Linked DNA regions of Homo sapiens: region 1 is linked to region 2. The links are chromatin loops, found by intact Hi-C in ENCODE. Cell type or tissue: B cell. All regions are shown on one strand. Links, peaks and the distances in the headings refer to the core of each region. The heading gives the core; the rest is flanking DNA.

Evidence for each region. Peaks named below come from ENCODE experiments on the same cell type or tissue, not always from the same donor. Only the 100,000 strongest peaks of a DNase experiment are listed, where the experiment ranks them.
Region 1: it touches region 2 in a loop (5-fold over the local background); 1 of 110 quality-filtered maps calls a loop at or near these places.

The regions. Positions count from the first base shown.
Region 1 is chr12:104,636,252-104,645,713 of GRCh38, forward strand. The region is part of intron 2 of CHST11 (carbohydrate sulfotransferase 11); the gene reads left to right. Among named protein-coding and RNA genes, the nearest start is that of MIR3922, 49 kb to the left of the region's middle. RefSeq lists enhancers at 6,966-7,015, 7,913-7,962. In B cell, for the core only: a CTCF peak has its summit at 5,723 (motif pointing left); DNase peaks (open chromatin) are centred at 5,800, 6,394 and 7,250; H3K4me3 peaks cover 522 bases; H3K27ac peaks cover 3,380 bases.
Region 2 is chr12:104,749,783-104,758,992 of GRCh38, forward strand. CHST11 (carbohydrate sulfotransferase 11) reads left to right here. Exons shown (of 3, transcript NM_018413.6): 3 at 7,167-9,210. The coding sequence ends at 8,021. Among named protein-coding and RNA genes, the nearest start is that of MIR3922, 160 kb to the left of the region's middle. RefSeq lists enhancers at 1,280-1,857, 1,847-1,896. In B cell, for the core only: no CTCF peak of the experiment used is centred there; DNase peaks (open chromatin) are centred at 469 and 2,019.

The sequences.
Region 1 (9,462 bases), core at 3,253-7,252, 110 kb before region 2:
TACCACCCTCTACCCTGGCCAGACTGGGTTCCTCTCTAACTCAAAGACACATGATGGGACACACAGTGCTTTACAGGGAAGGACAGTGGAGGCCAGGAGAGAGAAGGCTGAACCAAAGAAACTTCCTAAGGCTCAACTGTTTATACAGTTCTCTCCGTCTGTTCTCCATGTTCTCTCCATCAGCCTCTGAGGAGCTCGAAGCTCCTGTAAAAGTCCTTGGCCCTTTAGGTGCGCTCTGGTACCGTCTTTCTCTATGGCACCTTTTGTGGCCTTCAGGTAAAGAGCCAAGAAGGAACACCCCTTTTATTTCCCCTTGATTTTTGTGCCGTTTATTTATTTATCAGTATTGTCTAGCCTTTTAAGAGCCTGGATGTGAGTCTCGGCTCTGCTACTTTGCAGCTGTGTGACCTTGGGCAAGTGACTTAACCTCTCTGTGCCTTGGTTTCTTTATCTGTAAAATGGGATAATAGTATCTAGCTCATGGTATTGTTGTAAGAATCAAAGGAGCTAATCAAAGTAAGGCACTTAGAGCATGACCAATATATATTAATAGGAGGCTCACAAAAAAATCTAGCTCTTACTGCAACTCCTACTACTCCTATTTTTTTTTTTTAAAACAACTTTTATTTTTGCACCCCTGTACTGGAATAGATGATCTTGGGCCTGGTTTCTGTAAGCAACACTGACTGTCATCATCTGTAAGGATAAGCACTTAGTGACTAAACTGAAATCTCCAAGTCTTGCTTTTAAAAAAGAAAGACCCTTGGCTGGCTAGGCACAGTGGCTCACACCTGTAATCCCAGCATTTTGGGAGGCTGAGGCAGGTGGATTGCTTGATCCCAGGAGTTTGAGACCAGCCTGGCCAACATGGTGAAACCTCATGTCTACTAAAAATACAAAAAAATGAGCTGGGTGTGGTGGCACGCACTTGTAGTCCCAGCTACTTAGGAGGCTGAGGTAGGAGGATCACCTGAGCCTGGAAGTTGAGGCTGCAGTGAGCTGTGATTGCACCAACAGCATTCCAGCCTGGGCCATGGGAGTGAGACCCTGTAAAAAAAAAAAAAAAAAAAAAAAAAAAAAAAAAGGGGGTTGGGGGAGGGGGGAGGGATAGCATTAGGAGATATACCTAATGCTAAATGATGAGTTAATGGGTGCAGCACACCAACATGGCACATGTATACATATGTAACAAACCTGCACGTTGTGCACATGTATCCTAAAACTTAAAGTATAATAATAATTTTTAAAAAAACCACAAAAACCTTTGGCTACAAAATGCCCAGCCTGTATCCAGATTAAAATCTGTGTGAGACCTTTCTATGGCTTCCTTCCTGTTGCACTTAGAATAAAATGCAAAGTCTCTAACAACGTCCATGAGGGCCCCGCCACTAGCCCCTGCCTGCCTTCCACCCTGGCACTCAAAGCTGGTCACTTCCCTGTTCCCCACTGAGACTTGGATTTTGTTGCCGGAGAGACTGCATCTGCTGTCCCCTTTGAGTGGAACTCTTGCTCTGACCTTCAACCCATCTGGTCACGTACATGCACTTGGTCTGCTTCCTGCTCAGCAGGACTCAGCAAAATGATCATCTCCTCCCTTCTCCCTTTGCCGCACCCCCCCACCCCAAATCAGGTGTCCATGTCACAAGCTCCCGGCACTTCTCTTTCTGTGTCTGGGTCCTGCCAGGCTGGAACCTCTATGAGGACAGGGACTCCTTACAAAATTCACCACCACCTCCTCAGTGCCTAGCACAGGTCCTGGCATAGAGCAGGCTCTCTCAGCTGAGCAACTCAAGGAGGCACAAGCACCAGGCAATGGTTTACCAGTGGTATGTTGTGACCTATTGTAAAATGGGTCTTCCGGGTCATAACCAACCTTGGAAGCAGGGGAAAAGGAGGAGGAGAAAGGAGGAGCAAAATGAGAAGGAGCTGGAGGAAAAGAAGGAGGAAGAGAGAAAGAAAAAGAACAGAACAAAACAAAATAGAAAATATCAGAAGACATTGCATGTGAAAGGAGAAAAATATTGTCTCGTAAGACTTTCATTTTGTATATGTGTGAACAGATGTGTGTGTGTGTGTGTGTGAAGTTGTACAATATGTTCTTACTATAGGTTGAAGTAAAAAAGAAAAAGGTGGGAAAGTTACCTGACTTAAAGTGTGATGATATTAGCAATAGGTGTCAACCACTTGACTCAACCTGAACTCCTGCCCTTCCCAATGGAGTGGGATGGGAAAATGCAGTCAGCATCCAACTGCCACTTGAATTACCAACATCCACTACTCTCATGATAAAGGGTGTACGTGGGGGTGATTTGGGTAGTGGGCAGGATAGGGTATTGTGAGGTAAGGGTTGGGGTAACAAAAAATAGCCTTGCATTTCTGCCAGAAATCCCCTTCTTTAAGCCTGCTAACTTTGCAGAAGAATGGGTGTGGGACATTTGTCTCAAGTTCCTTATCCTGTGTTGCTTTGGCTGAAATCTCCGATGAATATGTGCAGCTTACCTAAAGGAAGAATTTCTCTATCTGAATGGATCCAGGTCCTGCAACTTCTTTCATAGGGTATAACTTTAGTTTTCAGCCGCTTTTTTTCTGCTTCCTAGAACTCGAAAGGTACAGGCAGTCTGCAAAGTGCAGTGGCTTTTGAGTTGAACAAATCCCAAATACCAGTGGCAGGCACAGATCCCAAAAGCTGCGCATGTGGCTTTTCTCCTGGCACTTGAGCTGAGATTGTCTCTTTTAGAAATGTCAGCTTGGGAGTGGGAAGCTTGAAAATGTCAGTCTTGCTAGTCTGTGGCTTGGTGACTTTTAGGAACTGGGGTTCTCAGAATTGCATGTGCCTTTCCATGACCTTTGTTAGAAACGTATGCCATCCTGGAGTTTGCAGGGCATGTGGCAGGAACTTCTGATTAATATGCTTTGAAATTCAGGTCTGGAGTCACATAACCCATGTTGGCATTTCTGGTATCAGTTCACATAGTTTGAAGTATAATAAGACATACTTGTGTATTACAGGTTGAAGATTAAGATGGCAAAATACTTTAACACCACTGGTCACAGCCCAAGGACTATATATAAATAGCATCAATCCTAAAGGCCCCAAACTGGAAACAAATGTCCATAAGCTTGTGAATGGATACACAAAATATGGTATATCCATACAATTGATACCCAACCACATTAGTTTGCCTACACACAGTAAGCCAATCACTGTGATGATGGATTTTCCTAAAGAGAAGTAATTTTTTCATGAGGCAGCCAAGCTAGGAGGTAGGAGAACAGGTCTCAAATCTGCCTTCCCAAAGATGGGATTTTAGGGATCTTTATGGGATAGAGGAGCAAGGTGGCCTGAGGCATGGGGAAAGGCGATTGTGGGTAAGAGAACATGAGGTAATTGGCAATCCATGCATACGTGGTCAAGCTTCATTGCCCTTCACGGAATAAGAGTTCAGAAAATGGTGGCATTAACATGATCTGAGGGAGTAGTGTTTGGCCCTCTGATGTCAAAAGGTCACCTCTCATGCCTTTGTGCAGGCCCAGTTGGAGGTCGGTGGTCTCAACCAGCTTGTGTTTGCAAAACACATACCTAAAAAAAGACTCATATACCAAATATACAGAGAACTCTTAAATTCAACAATAAGAGAACAAACAGCCCAGTTAAAAATGGGTGAAAGATACAAACAGATGTCGCCAAAGGAGATCTACAGATGGCAAGTAAGCATAAGAAAGGATGCTCTACATCATATGTCGTTAGGGAATTACAAATTAAAACAAAAATGAAATAACACTTAATACCTATTAGAATGTCTAAAATCCAAAACACCAGCAACACCAAATGCTGGTGAAGACATGGAGTAACAGAAATCTCATTCACTGCGGGTGGAAATGCAAAATGATACAGCCCTTTTGGAAGACAGTTTGGCAGTTTCTTATGAAACTAAACATCCTCTTATCATGTGATCCAGCAGTTGCACTCCTTAGTATTTACTCAAATGAGCTAAAAACTTATGTATCCACAAAAATCTGCACACAAATGTTTATGGCAGCTTTATTCATAATTGCCAAAACTTGGAAGCTACCATGATACCCTTATACAGGTGAAGGGATAAACACACTATGATGCATCCATACAACAGAATATTATTCAGCAATCAGAAATATGCCATCCAGCCACAAAAAGATATGGAGGAACCTGAAGTGCATATTACTAAGTGAAAGAAGTCAATCTGAAAAGGCTACGTTCTGTATGATTCCAACTATATGACATTCTGTAAAAGTTGGCAAATGTCTGTAAACAGCAGTAAATGACTATGGGGGCAGTAAAAAGATCAGTGGTTGCCAGGGTTTCAGGAGGTGGGGAGAGGGATGAACAGGAAGAGCACAAGGGATTTTTAGGACAGAAAACTACTCTATGCAATGCTTTAATGGTGGATACATGACATTACACAAAGAATGAAGTCTAATGTAAACTATGGACTTCAATTAATAAGAATGCATTGACAGTGGCTCATCAGTCACAACATATGTACCACACCAATGCAAGATATTAATGATAGGGACAGGAGGCAGGGAAATTCTGGGCAGAAGAGGGTTGGTCCCCAGCGAGGTCCCTACCCTCAAGCTGAAAAGCCTAATACTGTAGCCCAAAGTGAGACCTTACATCCCTGTTTTCCCGCTCAAATGTTGCCTGCCCCGACCCCCATCCTGTGCCCATAAATACCCCAGGCTCAGCCAACAGAGAGGGGAGAAGCAGCTGGACATTGGAGACTACAGTTGGATGTCAGAAGCAGCTTGACTTCAGAGGGACAGCTTGATGGCATAGCTTTAGAGATGAGTCCAATCGGGGACCACTGGACTCCAGGGGAAAATTACCTTCCCACTCCTTCCCCTTTTTAGCTCCCCTTCCTGCTGAAAGCCACTTTCACTGGCAATAAAATCCCCCACATTGGCCATCTTCAAGTCATTTGTGTGACCTCATTCCTCCTGGATGCCAGACAAGAACTCAGGTGCCACAAATGTGAATGCAAAAGGGTGTCTGTCACATGGACCATCCACTGAGCTGTTAACACTTAATCTGTCCATGGATGGCAAAGCTAAAAGGGCACTGTAACACTTCTTCCGGGGCTTCAGGGGTCATGGACACCCTCCCCTAGATGCTGCCACAGGGTCAGTACAGAGTTCGCTCTTGCTGGCACCCAAAAGCGTTCACCCCCACCTCCTGCACCCATTCACCTGTGTTCCCCCTCCTCTGAGGGGTGGAACAGTGAGTGAGTGGAATTTGCCCCTGCCAGCACCCATGTACTCCAGTTCCTGCCTGCAAAGGGGTCAGGGAAGTATCCTGCTTCATTAATAATGGGAAACTGGGGGTTAAGGTATGAGTGTATGTATATGGAAGCTCTATATACTTTCCACTCAATTTTTCTGTCAACCTAAAACTGCTCAAAAAAGAGAATCTATTAATTTAATTAAAAACAAAACTGGGTGGACCCTACCCACCTTCCTACCAGCAAACATGAGAAGGAGGATGGCTGTTCCCCAGTGCTGACGGGGGCACTCAACCTTCTGGGGGCAATTTAGCAATGGATAAGAAAATAAAAAGTCTGTAATCACCTTGATCTGGCACTTCTAGGAGTTTATCCTAAAGCCATGGTTCTCAACCAGGGGGGATTTTGCACCCCATCCACCCCAGGGAGGACATTTGGCAACATCCGAAGATAGTTTTGATTGTCAGAGCTGGGGAGCTGCTACTGTCCTCTAGTGGGTTGAGGCCAGGGATGCTGCTGAACGTCCTATGGTGCACAGGACAATCCTTACAACAGAGTCATCTGATCCTGTACGTCATTAGTGACACTTCTGAGAAGCCCAAATGAGGAACTGGGTAGGTACATAGTACTCATCTCAGTATTGTTCACAGTAGTGAGAAATTAGAAATGATCAAAATATCATGTGGCAGTAATTAAAGGATGGTATATCCATACTATGGGATCCTGTGCAGCCTTTAGAATGGCAGTATGGGAGTATGATCTCTAATATGAAAAAAAATGCTCATGAGACATACATGAAAAAAATTACAAAGCGACATGCATAGAAGAATTGTATCATTGTAAAGACAGAGTACCTATGCGCATTTCTTTTTTTACTTTTTACAAATTAATTTGATTTTTTTAAATTTTGAGACAAGGTCTTGCTGTGTCGCCCAGGCTGGAGTGCAGTGGCGCAATCGTGGCTTACTGCAGCTTCATCCTCCCAGGCTCAAGCAGTCCTCCCACTTCAGCCTCCTCAGTAGCTGGGACTACAGGCGTGTGCCACCATGCCTGGCTAATTTTTGTATTTTTGTAGAGATGGGATTTCACCATGTTGCCCAGGCTGGCCTAGAACTCCTGGGCCCAAGCGATCCTCCTGCCTCAGCGTTCACAAGTGTTAGTATTACAGCTATGAGCCACTACACCCAGCCTGTTATGTATCTCTGAGAAGACACATAACAAAATCTCAAGCCTGTGTCTAGGTGGTTGGAATATAGGTGGTTTTTAACTTTTAAAATTATTTTGGGGATTTAGATTTTTTTTTTTACAATGAACATTTATTACTTTTATAATTAAAACAAGAATACTTTTTAAAATTAAGAAATTATGCAACTAGATATGTAGTCAAGTAGAGGTTGCTTAAATACTAAGGTTTATTTTCAACTACTAATTACTTTCAAAAGTATTTTAAGGAACACATTGTCATACCAATTAGATGCCCACTACATGCAGGTTTTGTACATTTCATTTACTTCTCAAAAAGCCGTGTTGTAGGCTGGGCATGGTGGTGCACACCTGTAATGCCAGCACTTTGGGAGGCTGAGGCGGGAGGATCACTCGAGGCTGGGAGTTCAAGACTAGCCTGGGCAACATAGTGAGACCCCTGTCTCTACAAAAAAATTAAAAAATTAGCTGGGCATGACGGCACATGCCTGTAGTCCCAGCTACTTGTGGGAGGCTGAGGCGGGAGGATAGCTTGAGCCCAAAAATTTGAGGCTGTAGTGAGCTATGATTGTGCCACTGTGTTCCAGCCTAGGCAATAGAACAAGACCCTATCTCTTAAAACAAAGCAAAACAAAAAACCGCAAACCTTGTTGTTGCTCCTCACCACCCATTTTAGAGATGAGGAAGCAGAAGTTTGGAGGGTTAGATACGTCAGATGCAGAGATGGGGTTCTACCCTGTGTTTTCAAAGTCCAAGTCTTTCCCTCTGTACCATGGTAGGGGCAGTGTGCCACTGTAGTGGGTAGCGTGTTTGTGTGGGATTATCAGTAACAGATTTCTTCCAATATGCTCTTTTCAAGAACTCCAGCACATTTAGGGGATTTCCATTTGAGGAACTTAAGAGGACATTCAGAGACTTTTTCTTCACACACACACACACACACACAAAGTTCTCATGACTTTTTTTTGTTGTTGCACTTGAGGAGTTTTTCCTATCTGGAAAATTCCTTTGCCTGGAATGGCTTATTCTAGATCAGGGATGGAAACATCAGTTGTGCCTGAGAATCTGGTCTGGGTCTCATGAGCGTGTTTTCCAGCTCCTGGAAAGCCAAGACTTCACTGTTTTAACCCAGGGTAAGAAGGGACCTCTCTAGAACATTTCTCAGCTGTCATCTCATAAAGAGACTTGTCAAACCTGATTCCTCTGGTACCAAGAGGAAGCAATTTGAATTTTCTTATTTCCTCTGGAGTTTAGGGGTGCAGTTAGCAAACAAAGGAACCTCTTAGGTCTCTCTGCCTTTGCTATCTGCTAGTGGAGACTGCTTTTCTTGGACGGTTTCTGCAAGGAGCTGTCCGGCCAGTTGTGGATTGGCTCACGGGATGGAGAACTGCTTCCTCTGAAGAGAGGGACTTCTGCTTCCTCCTCACTGTGCTTATTGCTGCTCAGAGGCTGCTGGGAAATCTCTGCCGCAGCCACCCTCCCAGCGTGCACCTCCTGGATATCTGTCCATGGAAGCTCCTGGACACCCCCTACCTTCCCTGCATCTGGGTGGACTCCCGCATGCACTTGCTGCATTTCGTCTCAGGTTGCCTTTTGACTCTCCACCGCTTATGATTCCACTCGGTGGCCTCCCTACTGATGTCTTTCCTCAGCCATCTTGTAAGTGGTTTCTCCTTGGTTCCAGCCCTCACTGAGGCCAGATTCTGTTTCCTGCCTTCAGTGTCTAACGTGTGGCCAATCCTCTTTCTTCAAAGGCAGAGTGGCCCTGCTTGCATCTGCCAAAAAGACACACCTGGGCTCCCTGCAGCTGGCGTGGTGCTGCCTGGGCATCCTGCCAAGCCAGCATGCCCTCTTTCTAGGGGAGCTTTCCTGCTTCTGGTTTTCAAATCCTTGAAGCAGCACTGGGGAGGCGATGAAGAGGGTCAGGTTTGGAGTCTCTGGCTGAGTCCTGGCCCTGGCCCTGGCAGGCAGAGTGCAGCTGGGGTGGTTCTGTCTCAGAGCCCGGTGGCAGACTGACCAGTGTAGGTAGGGGAAGACTGGCTGGACCTCCATCTCAGATCTGTCCCTTGAAAGTAGGGTTGGGATGAGACCCCTTAGAGGCTTCAGTCTGGAAGATAGTGCAGGAGCAGAGCTGGTAGGATTTGCTGTAGAGACCAGCCCTGTGCTGGAACAGGCCCATGGCTTATCTGCATGAAACCTGAGGACAGATCACTGCAGCGAGCCTTCTTCCACTTTTTTTGTTTTGTTTTGTTTTTTGAGACAGAGTCTTGCACTGTCATCCAGGCTGGAGTACAGTGGCATGATGGCTCACTGCAAGCTCTTCCTCCCAGATTCACGCCATTCTCCTGCCTCAGCCTCCCAAGTAGCTGGGACTACAGGCACCCGCCACCACGCCCGGCTAATTTTTTGTATTTTTAGTAGAGACGGGGTTTCACCATGTTAGCCAGGATGGTCTCGATCTCCTGACCTCGTGATCTGCCCACCTCGGCCTCCCAAAGTGCTGGGATTACAGGCGTGAGCCACCACGCCCGGCCTTCCACTTTTAAATTAATAATAATAGTTCCCATGGTTGGAGGGCACCCACTCTGAGCCAGGTACTTGGCAATAATCCTCTGAGGTGGAATCTGTGATTCTCATCCCCACCATACAGGTGAGGAAACTGAGGCTCAGGAAGTTAAAGAACTGACCCAACAGAGAGCCAGGGGGCTGGGCCAGGACTGGAGCTCAGGCCTCCTATTCTGCTTTGCAAGAAATATTTGTGTTGGAAGCCCAGCTGGGCTTGTTGGAAAAGCAACCTGCAGGTGGGGGTGGGCACCGCAGTTGTCTTTATTTTGGCCCCTTCTGAGTTTGCTGTTTGTCTGCCTGGGCTCTGGGGGGCCCTTCCCACCCACTCACCTTCCCCTGCTGGTCCTGGCCTCCAAGGGCTCCAAGTCCTTCCCCCCCACCCTCCCCTTGGCTTAGCTGTGGACTAATCCCTTTTCCCATTAGGTGAGCCAAGACA
Region 2 (9,210 bases), core at 1-4,000:
GTCATCAGAAATCTCTCCTGCCCCATTTTGACATGGTGGCAAAGAATTCCTCTCTTCCGTCTGGCCTGTCCAGGGCTGTCCTTACTCCAGGTTTCATAAACCAAGGTTCAAGAAGTCCACAGATAGAACCCCCAGGAGTCTAGAGTTCCATAGAAGAACTTTATTGATTGAGTGTTTTTATTTTGGTGATAATCTTTTGAAAAATGATTATCCATTTCTGGATCATCAGGTCTGCCCCGGATAACCTAGTTCTGCCATATGAAGTCGTGGTGCCTGTGTTCATTGATGTTCTTGGTGGTTCCGTGTAGCTCCATTTTTATTGTCTTGGGCTAATTGGAAATGAGCAGAAAAGGAAAATATATACATGATGAGCTTTTACCAAGTAAAGGTCAAATGAGATTCCAGCGTGCCGAGTTTCACAGTAACTAGGAATGAGGAAGTGGTAAGGAAACCGAGTCCTCATGCAGCACAGAAAGGGAAGCTCTACTCCAAACACCCTGACCCACAGCAGTGAGCAAGCATCTGCGTGGTTTCAGGCAGGGCTTTAGTTCCAGTAAAACATCACCCCTCATGTTAATGTTGTGCATTTGAATGTTTATGTTTGTTTTGAACTTGTAGTTGTGTACCTGGTTTTATATTTCTGCACTTTTTTTTTTTTTTTTTTTTTTTTTTTTGTTGAGACTGAGTCTCGCTCTGTCACCCAGGCCGGAGTGCAATGGTGCAATCTTGGCTCACTGCAACCTCTGCCTCCCGGGTTCAAGTGATTTTCCCCTGCCTCAGCCTCCCCAGTAGCTGGGAGTACAGGTGTCTGCCACCATGCCCGGCTAATTTTTGCATTTTTAGTAGAGACAGGGTTTCACCATGTTGGCCAGGCTGGTCTCGAACTCCTGACCTCAGGTGATCCACTCGCCTCAGCCTCCCTAAATGTTGGGATTACAGATGTGAGCCACCGTGCCTGGCTTGTGCACATTTTAGTACCATTTTATTTTTAATAATTTAAATCAACACTAGTCTGAAAATATTTTTATTTTTTGAGACAAGGTGCTTACTGTCACCTGAAATTATTTTAAAATTAAAAAATTATAAAAACCAATTAAAATGTATTTTTAAAAACATTAATAGTAGAGGCCCAGGTGAATTTCTCTCTTGGATTTGAGAAGCATTCTCTTGACCCCTACCCCAGAGTCTTCCTGAGGGGAAACTGTGTGTGCCTTGTTGTGGCAGGTGCACCATTTGCCCCTTAAACTGCTGTGGAGAAGAAGGAAATGGAGGGGAAAGAAACCTCAAATACCAGGTTTAAAAGCCCCACTGAGTTATTTTCCGCCTCTGCAACTGAATGTAAAATGATATGCTGGTGTCATTTCCATTTTTCCTGCCTTTGTGGTCCTGAATGCAGTATTAACTGGCATGCTACCTCCCTGGGGATTCAGGTGGCCAGAAAATTGTCTCCAGCTCAAAAGAGGTTGGGAGGGTGATGAGGGGGAGATCCCCTTATTTCTCTGCTCATCTTAGTAACTTATTGCCTTCAGAATTGTCCTTAGTGATTCAAATGGCAGAATTGATGGGCCCTGTTTCCTTCCTAGTCCTTTCATTTCCTTTAAACACAGGTTTGGTTTTGTTTAATGGCATTGTTCAATAGCCCAAGAGGCCCATGAATGCTTCTCTTAGGGTGATGAATACATCGGCTAAGAAGTCATGAATTGCAAAGGTCAGAGTTTTCCTATTCAAAATAATTATTAATTGAATCCAGTGACCTAGGGCTGACCTGCAACAAAATTACAGAGCTGGTGAAATTTGTCTTTGAGATTCCTATCCAGGCGTTCTTTTTCAGATTTCTTTTTTCTTCTTTGATAAAAGAATGCCTACGTATTAACTACCTGTTTTGTGCCATACCTTGTCCAAATCCTGTACTAGAGTTGATCTTATTTACTGAATGCTGAAATGTACCTTATTTGCTGTAGTCACCACCCCTGCGGGGTAGGTGGTACTATCCCCATTTTGCAAATAGAGGAACTGAGACTCAGAAGGGTAAGGCTCTTGCCCAGGATCAAGCCCAGACCTTCTTATTTCAAATCTTATCTTCACTGTACTTTACAAGTACCCTAATACACTGTCCTTATTCTTCTATATAAAATAGCCTCTTATATGATGTTATCTTCTCTTTAAACTTATAGTTTAGTACCAACTTGCTCAAAGTTATCACTTGAATGATTGACCTCCTCTTTTAGGTTCCTGAGGCCATCATAACAAATTACCACAAACTGAGTGGCTTAAAACTAAGGAAATGTATTCTCTCACAGTCCTGGAAGCCAGAAGTCTGAAATCAAGCTGTTGGCAGGGCATGCTCTCTCTGAAGGCTCCAGAGGAATGGATCCTTCCTTGCCTCTTCCCAGCTGCTGGTGGTGGCCGGCAGTCCTTGGCATTTTTTGGCCTGGAGACACATCATTGCAGTCTCCGACTCTGTCCTCACGTGGCATTCTCCCTGCGTGTCTCTGTGTCTCTGCTTTCTCTTCTTATAAGGACACCACCCATTGGGTCAGGGCCCACCCTAATCCAGTATCATCTCATCTTAACTAATTACACCTGCAAAAACCCTATTTCCATATCAAATCACATTCTGAGGTTCTGGGTGGACATGAATTTGGGAGGGACATTATTTGTCACAGTACAGCTCTATGAAAGAACTTTATGATAATCAACAAACAATTGGGAAATTTATTTACTTATTTATTTATTTATTTATTTATTTATTTATGTATTTTTGAGACAGAGTCTCACTCTGTCGCCCAGGCTGGAGTGCAGTGCCGCGATCGCGGCTCATTGCAACCTCCGCCTCCTGAGTTCTAGCAATTCTCCTGCCTCAGCCTCCCGAGTAGCTGGGATCACAGGCACCCGCCACCACGCCCAGCTAATTTTTTGTATTTTTAGTACAAATGGGGTTTCGCCATGTTGGCCAGGGTGGTCTCACACTCCTGACCTCAAGTAATTAGCCCGCTGCTGCCTCCCAAAGTGCTGGGATTACAGGCCTGAGCCACCACGCCTGGCCTAGAAATTTCTTTAACTAGAGGGGTCTTCCTGCTTACAGATCAAGTATCCCTACAGAGATTATTAAGCCATTCATTCATTCATTCACTCAACCAACACTTATGGAGCATCTCCTATGGGGCTGGCACTTTTGCAAGCACCGGGGATATCGCTATGGAAAGACAAAGTTCCTGCTCTGTGGTACCTCTATTTGATAAGGCAGACACTTCATGCCAGAATGGTGTGACAAGCATAGATCTGAGTCACACACTCTGGCTCAAGTCACAGTTCTGCTTCTCTTAGAAGGAGGCACCTTGGGCAGTCACTTTGCCTGTCTCAGCCTGTTTCCTCGTTGACAGAAGGCAATGCCGAGACCACCACAGCTTTACAAATGTTGGGAGAATCTCCTCAAGGTAGTGAACAAGGAGTGCTCCACAAATCGTTTTCCACGTTCTCATTCATGTGTTGGTGCGTCTGACGGATCCTCAGCTGTAAAATGGAGATCCTAATAATCTCCGTTATTACTGATTGCATTAAAGAAGTTAGTCAGTGTGAAGCATGAAGAGCATTACCTGGCTCACAACGAGCACTCACCCAGTCAGTGTTAGGTGTCATCATCATCCTGATATATACTGTGCAGGAGGGAAAATTAGAAAATTCTGCAGCTTGCTTTTGATATTTCTTGGCATATGCCTAGTGTCACTTATACTTGGAGAACTAAAAAATAGCATCACTGGAGATTTGGATTGATGGGGACCCATGACCACTGGGCATTGAGCCTTTGTGGCAAAATCTCAGCAAGACAAAACAATACCCAGGCACTAAGGAAGAATATTCTGGAAGATTCTCTGTGGGACCCAGAAAAGAATACATGGCCACCAGTTGGCTACCCTGGAAGAAACTGGGCTCTACCCAACATTAAAGGTGGCCAAGACCCCGGCAGTCAGCTAATCTAACTGCCTCTTTCTACAGGCAAGGCAGGGGCAGCCTAGAGAGGGAGGAAAGGAAGAAATAATACTGATTGCGTATCTACTGTGTTCAGGCCACGGAGTACACACCTTATAGTCCTCACACCAGCCTAACAAGGCATCGGAGTGAGGATCTCCTTTGCATAGGCAAGGAAACAAAGGCCAAGAAAGGCCCAGGCCCCATATTTGGGTCATAATAACATGCAAACTGGATCCGTGGTTCAGTAGCCCAGGCCTCTTTGCACATATAGATTATTGCTCTGCCCTTTATAGTGGGGATAAATTTGTTGAGTGGTGGCATTTGGTCTGTGAATAACCAGAGGTCGGTAATTTGCCAGTTATTTCCAAGCTGGGAAACTCCAGGCCAAGCTGGTTTTACCAAGTGGAACCCGAAAATATATATATGGTGCCCTTGCTTCTCTGGAATCTGGCTGAGGGTCTCAGCATCGTATCCCGGCTAGGACCCTCAGCTCTCCTGTTTTTCAGCTCTCCTGTTGCAGTTATTTATTGCTGGGCAACAAATCACCCCAAAACTTAGTGGCTTAACACAGCACTGATATGTCACCTGCCACAGCTCTGTGGGTAGGTAATCGGGCAGGTCTGCTGGTCTCACCTGGGATCATTCACATCACTGTGGTCCGTGGATGGCTGGCAGTTGGTGCTGGTCTGCAGTGCCCCAGTCTTCATCCTCCAGGAGGCTGGACAGGTCTTTCCATAGCATGACTGTCTCAGGGCAGCGTTCCAACAGCGTGAAGGCTAGGAACTGCAGGGCTTCCTAATAGGCTTCAGAACGTGTTCATCGTTGCTTCTACCTCATTCTACTCATCAGAGCAAGTCACAGCCAGCCCCCATTCAAAGAACTGGAGAAATAGAGTCTCTGCTTCTTGATGGGAGGAGTGTCAGTGTCAGACTGCAAAGGGGAATGCACATCGGGGGATACTAGCAACTCTTTCCAGATTTCCACCAGTTATTTGTGAGGCTAAAGCAGTGAGAGAATCACCATACTCTTCACACATAGACCTTGCAAAGTGTTGGTACTCTGTCTTGGTTTGCTTCCTCCCTTGGGTATAAAAATTTTTAGTGGCGATGGCATGTTATAGTTCAGCGTGTTGCTGGGAAGATTAAACATAATGTATTTAAATCACCTGTGAAGGTGCCTCCTACAGAGTAGCTCCTTAGTCATACTGTCTGCTGTTGTCATGGTGACCATCACCATCCTTTGTCCTGGGGACCATGAGAGGAGATGGACATGGAGCTTAATGCAGGGTGCAATGGCTTCTCCCTGGTGGCTACCATGATGCCCCTCAGTTCCCCAGCAAACTCATCAGTGGCCCTACTTTAGGCCCATCCCAATGGCCCTGTGCACCTTTTAGTAAAAATTGTGCAGATTGAGGTTCAAAGTTGGAGGAGCAGGGGCAGATACTTGGGTTGCACTCAAGTCCTAGGCTCTACTGACTTGGCTGTCCAGGTGACTGGAGGATTTCACGGATACAGCTGCATTCTCAGGACTCAAAGCCACCCACAGTCTGGCCTGGAGGAGGCGGTGACTCTGGGGCTCCGAGTCCCTGTGAAGTGAGTGGCCACAGGAGTTGAGAAAACCAAGAATGAACTAGACAGGAGGGTTGTGCTATGAAGCACACTCAGTGTTGTGGGTGTTCAGTGGAGGGAATGGTTATTCCACTTGTGTGGCAGGGGAGTGTGTGGGGCCATGAAGAATTGTCAAGTTTGGGGCCAGGCACAGTGGCTCACCCCTGCAGTCTCAGCACTTTGGGAGACTGAGGCTGGCCAATCACCTGAGGTCAGGAGTTTGAGACCAGCCTGACCAACGTAGTGAAACCCCGTCTCTACTAAAAATACAAAAATCAGCAGGGCATGGTGATGCGTGCCTGTAATCCCAGCTACTCGGGGGGCTGAGGCAGGAGAATTGCTTGAACTCTGGAGGCGGAGGTTGCAGTGAGCTGAGATCGCGCCACTGCATTCCAGCCTGGGCAACAGAGTAAGACTCTGGAAAAAAAAAGAAAAGAAAAGAATTGTCAAGTTTATACCAGCAGAGATTGAGAGGGGAGAATCCCAGATGGGCCCAGCCTAAGGAACGCTTGCGGCAAAGAGGAAAGAGTGAATCATTGGTTTCTCGGGACCCCCCCCTCCGGTTATGAAAGGGTGAGGAGTAGGAATCAGGCTGGAAAAGTAGGTTGGCATTGGGCTATGGAGAACCCCAAAAGGCCAGTGTATGAATGGGGGCTTGGTTCCTGGGGCAAGGAGGCAACCAAGACACCACCTCATCTGTAGCTCCAGAGCAACTATTCCATAGCCCTGTGCCCCCAGTTTCTCTGTAACTTTAATCACAATTAATATTATTCCATTTATATAAAAGAAGGACCATACTGAACTTTCATGAGTGGTGGTGGAGGTAAGGCAGGAATCCGACAGTAGGGTGCCACCACTCCGTGAAGGTCTCTGAGCCTCTGGGTGCTGGAGACGCAGGTGGTGGCAGAGCAGGCAGAGTGCCCTCCTGTTTCCTGTTCTGGGTAGACTGTGAGTACTGGTTTGGACTGGGAGTGAATGGCCTTTGGGGAGAAACTTTTGCTCTTAGAATTCAGAGGAACACACACATCTTCCCAAGCATTTCCCTTTGCCCTCTACTGAGGCTGACAGCTCTCTGCCCTGGCACCTCCTAGACTATGAGTGATTTAGGTTATGTCTCTTTGCAGTGCTGAGCAGAGCACTTTATACATCATGAGGTCTGGATCCATGTGGGGTGTGTGTGTGTGTGTGTGTGTGTGTGTGTTTAGAGACAGGGTCTTGCTCTGTCACCCAAGCTAGAGCACAGTGGCACAGTCATACCTCAAGGTAACCTTGAACTCTGGGGCTTAAGTGATTCTCCTGCTTCAGCCTCCCAAGTAGCTGGGATGTCAGGTGTGCGCCACCATGCCTTCCTAATTTTTTAGTTTTTTTAGAGATGAGGTCTCACTATGTTGCCAAGGCTGGTCTTGAACTTGTGGCCTCAAGCGATCCTCCTGCCTCAGCTTCCCAGAGTGCTGGGATTAAAGGCATGAGCCACTGCACCCAGCTTAGATATGTGTTTGAACGGGTGGATTTATGATCTACTTGTAGCCAAGTGGAAATGTTTCAGGCAAGTACTGAGTTCTTATTCGTCTTGTGTCTCCTCTGCAGCTGGAGCTCTCAAACACTGCTGTCCTGCACCAGATGCGGCGGGACCAGGTGACAGACACGTGCCGAGCCAACAGCGCCACAAGCCGTAAGCGGAGGGTGCTGACCCCCAACGACCTGAAGCACTTGGTGGTGGATGAGGACCACGAGCTCATCTACTGCTACGTGCCCAAGGTGGCCTGCACCAACTGGAAGCGGCTCATGATGGTCCTGACCGGGCGGGGGAAGTACAGCGACCCCATGGAGATCCCGGCCAACGAGGCACACGTCTCCGCCAACCTGAAGACCCTGAACCAGTACAGCATCCCAGAAATCAACCACCGCTTGAAAAGCTACATGAAGTTCCTGTTTGTCCGGGAGCCCTTCGAGAGGCTAGTGTCCGCCTACCGCAACAAGTTCACCCAGAAGTACAACATCTCCTTCCACAAGCGGTACGGCACCAAGATCATCAAACGCCAGCGGAAGAACGCCACCCAGGAGGCCCTGCGCAAAGGGGACGATGTCAAATTCGAGGAGTTTGTGGCCTATCTCATCGACCCACACACCCAGCGGGAGGAGCCTTTCAACGAACACTGGCAAACCGTCTACTCACTCTGCCATCCCTGCCACATCCACTATGACCTCGTGGGCAAGTACGAGACACTGGAAGAGGATTCTAATTACGTCCTGCAGCTGGCAGGAGTGGGCAGCTACCTGAAGTTCCCCACCTATGCAAAGTCTACGAGAACTACTGATGAAATGACCACAGAATTCTTCCAGAACATCAGCTCAGAGCACCAAACGCAGCTGTACGAAGTCTACAAACTCGATTTTTTAATGTTCAATTACTCAGTGCCAAGCTACCTGAAATTGGAATAAAGGGGGTGGGGAGAGGGAGAGAATCATGCTTTTTAATTTAAGATTTTTATTTGTCAAAAGAATTATATGGATATTGGGTTATTTTGTAAATTAATATTTCTTTGGGGATGATGCTGCGAGCAGCATAGTGAGAATTATTTAAAATCCTTCGTAGGGAAGGACAGCTGTCTTTGCAGGGGAAATAGGATGGGTCGTCCTTGTCTGTAGAAGTGAATACTGCAACACTGTCTCAAAGGTTTCTTGTGTTCTGGTGAATTCCATGAATTGTGCATTCCATAAATTCTAATTAATATTATTTATAGTTATTTAAACATGGTCTCATTATTTCTTTTTGTGGCAGCAAAATTCTAACATCTTTCCAGAAGAAATCTATGATTCCTGCTTTGCTTGCTACAGCTCATTTGGGGGCATGAATGTTCTCCTTACTAACCTCTCATGGAGTCATGTGATAACAGCCATTGTCATGTGTATGGATGCCACCATTCTTGAATTTCTGCTAGAAATAAGTAGGTTGCTATTGCACTTAGAGTCATCTTTGCAAGGGACTCATTCCAAACCAATTCCAATCGACCTGAAAGTCCCTTGCACTAAAGAAATGTGATTTTTTTTTAACCCAAGGAGAAAGTTGGTTGTAACAATTTTTCACCAGAATTAGCAATCTGATAGAATAGGCTTTTTTAACAGGAATTTTAAACTGGCGGTGCCAGTTGCAGTGAAGGTGAAGTGGCTATTGCTTTATATTCGACAAATATTTATTGAGCATCTACTATATACTAGGCCCTGAAGATAGAGCGTTGAACAAACCCAATAGTCTTGGCCCTCAAAAAGCTTTATGTGACATAGAGCATCCAGCTCGACAATTAGCAAACCCCTGATATTATTCATGGACTTGACATGAGGTTTGGACTATTCATGAGCAACAGCAGAAGGTCCATGACCCCTACAAATTTACATTTTTCTATGGCCCATATTTGAAAACCTCACATTCGGAGCAGGCCACTTTATATTCGTGAGTGATCCCAAGCTCACTGACCAACAGAAAAGATGCTAAAAAAATGTGTCCTATCATGTGCCTGCTCCAACTGATGGGTAATGTCTGCCTTTAAGCCCCAGAATGGATTCTCCAGGCACAGTGTGGAAGAGTGCTGTGGTTGATTAGCAATGTCTGCCTTGGGTGAGGAAAGGGGAA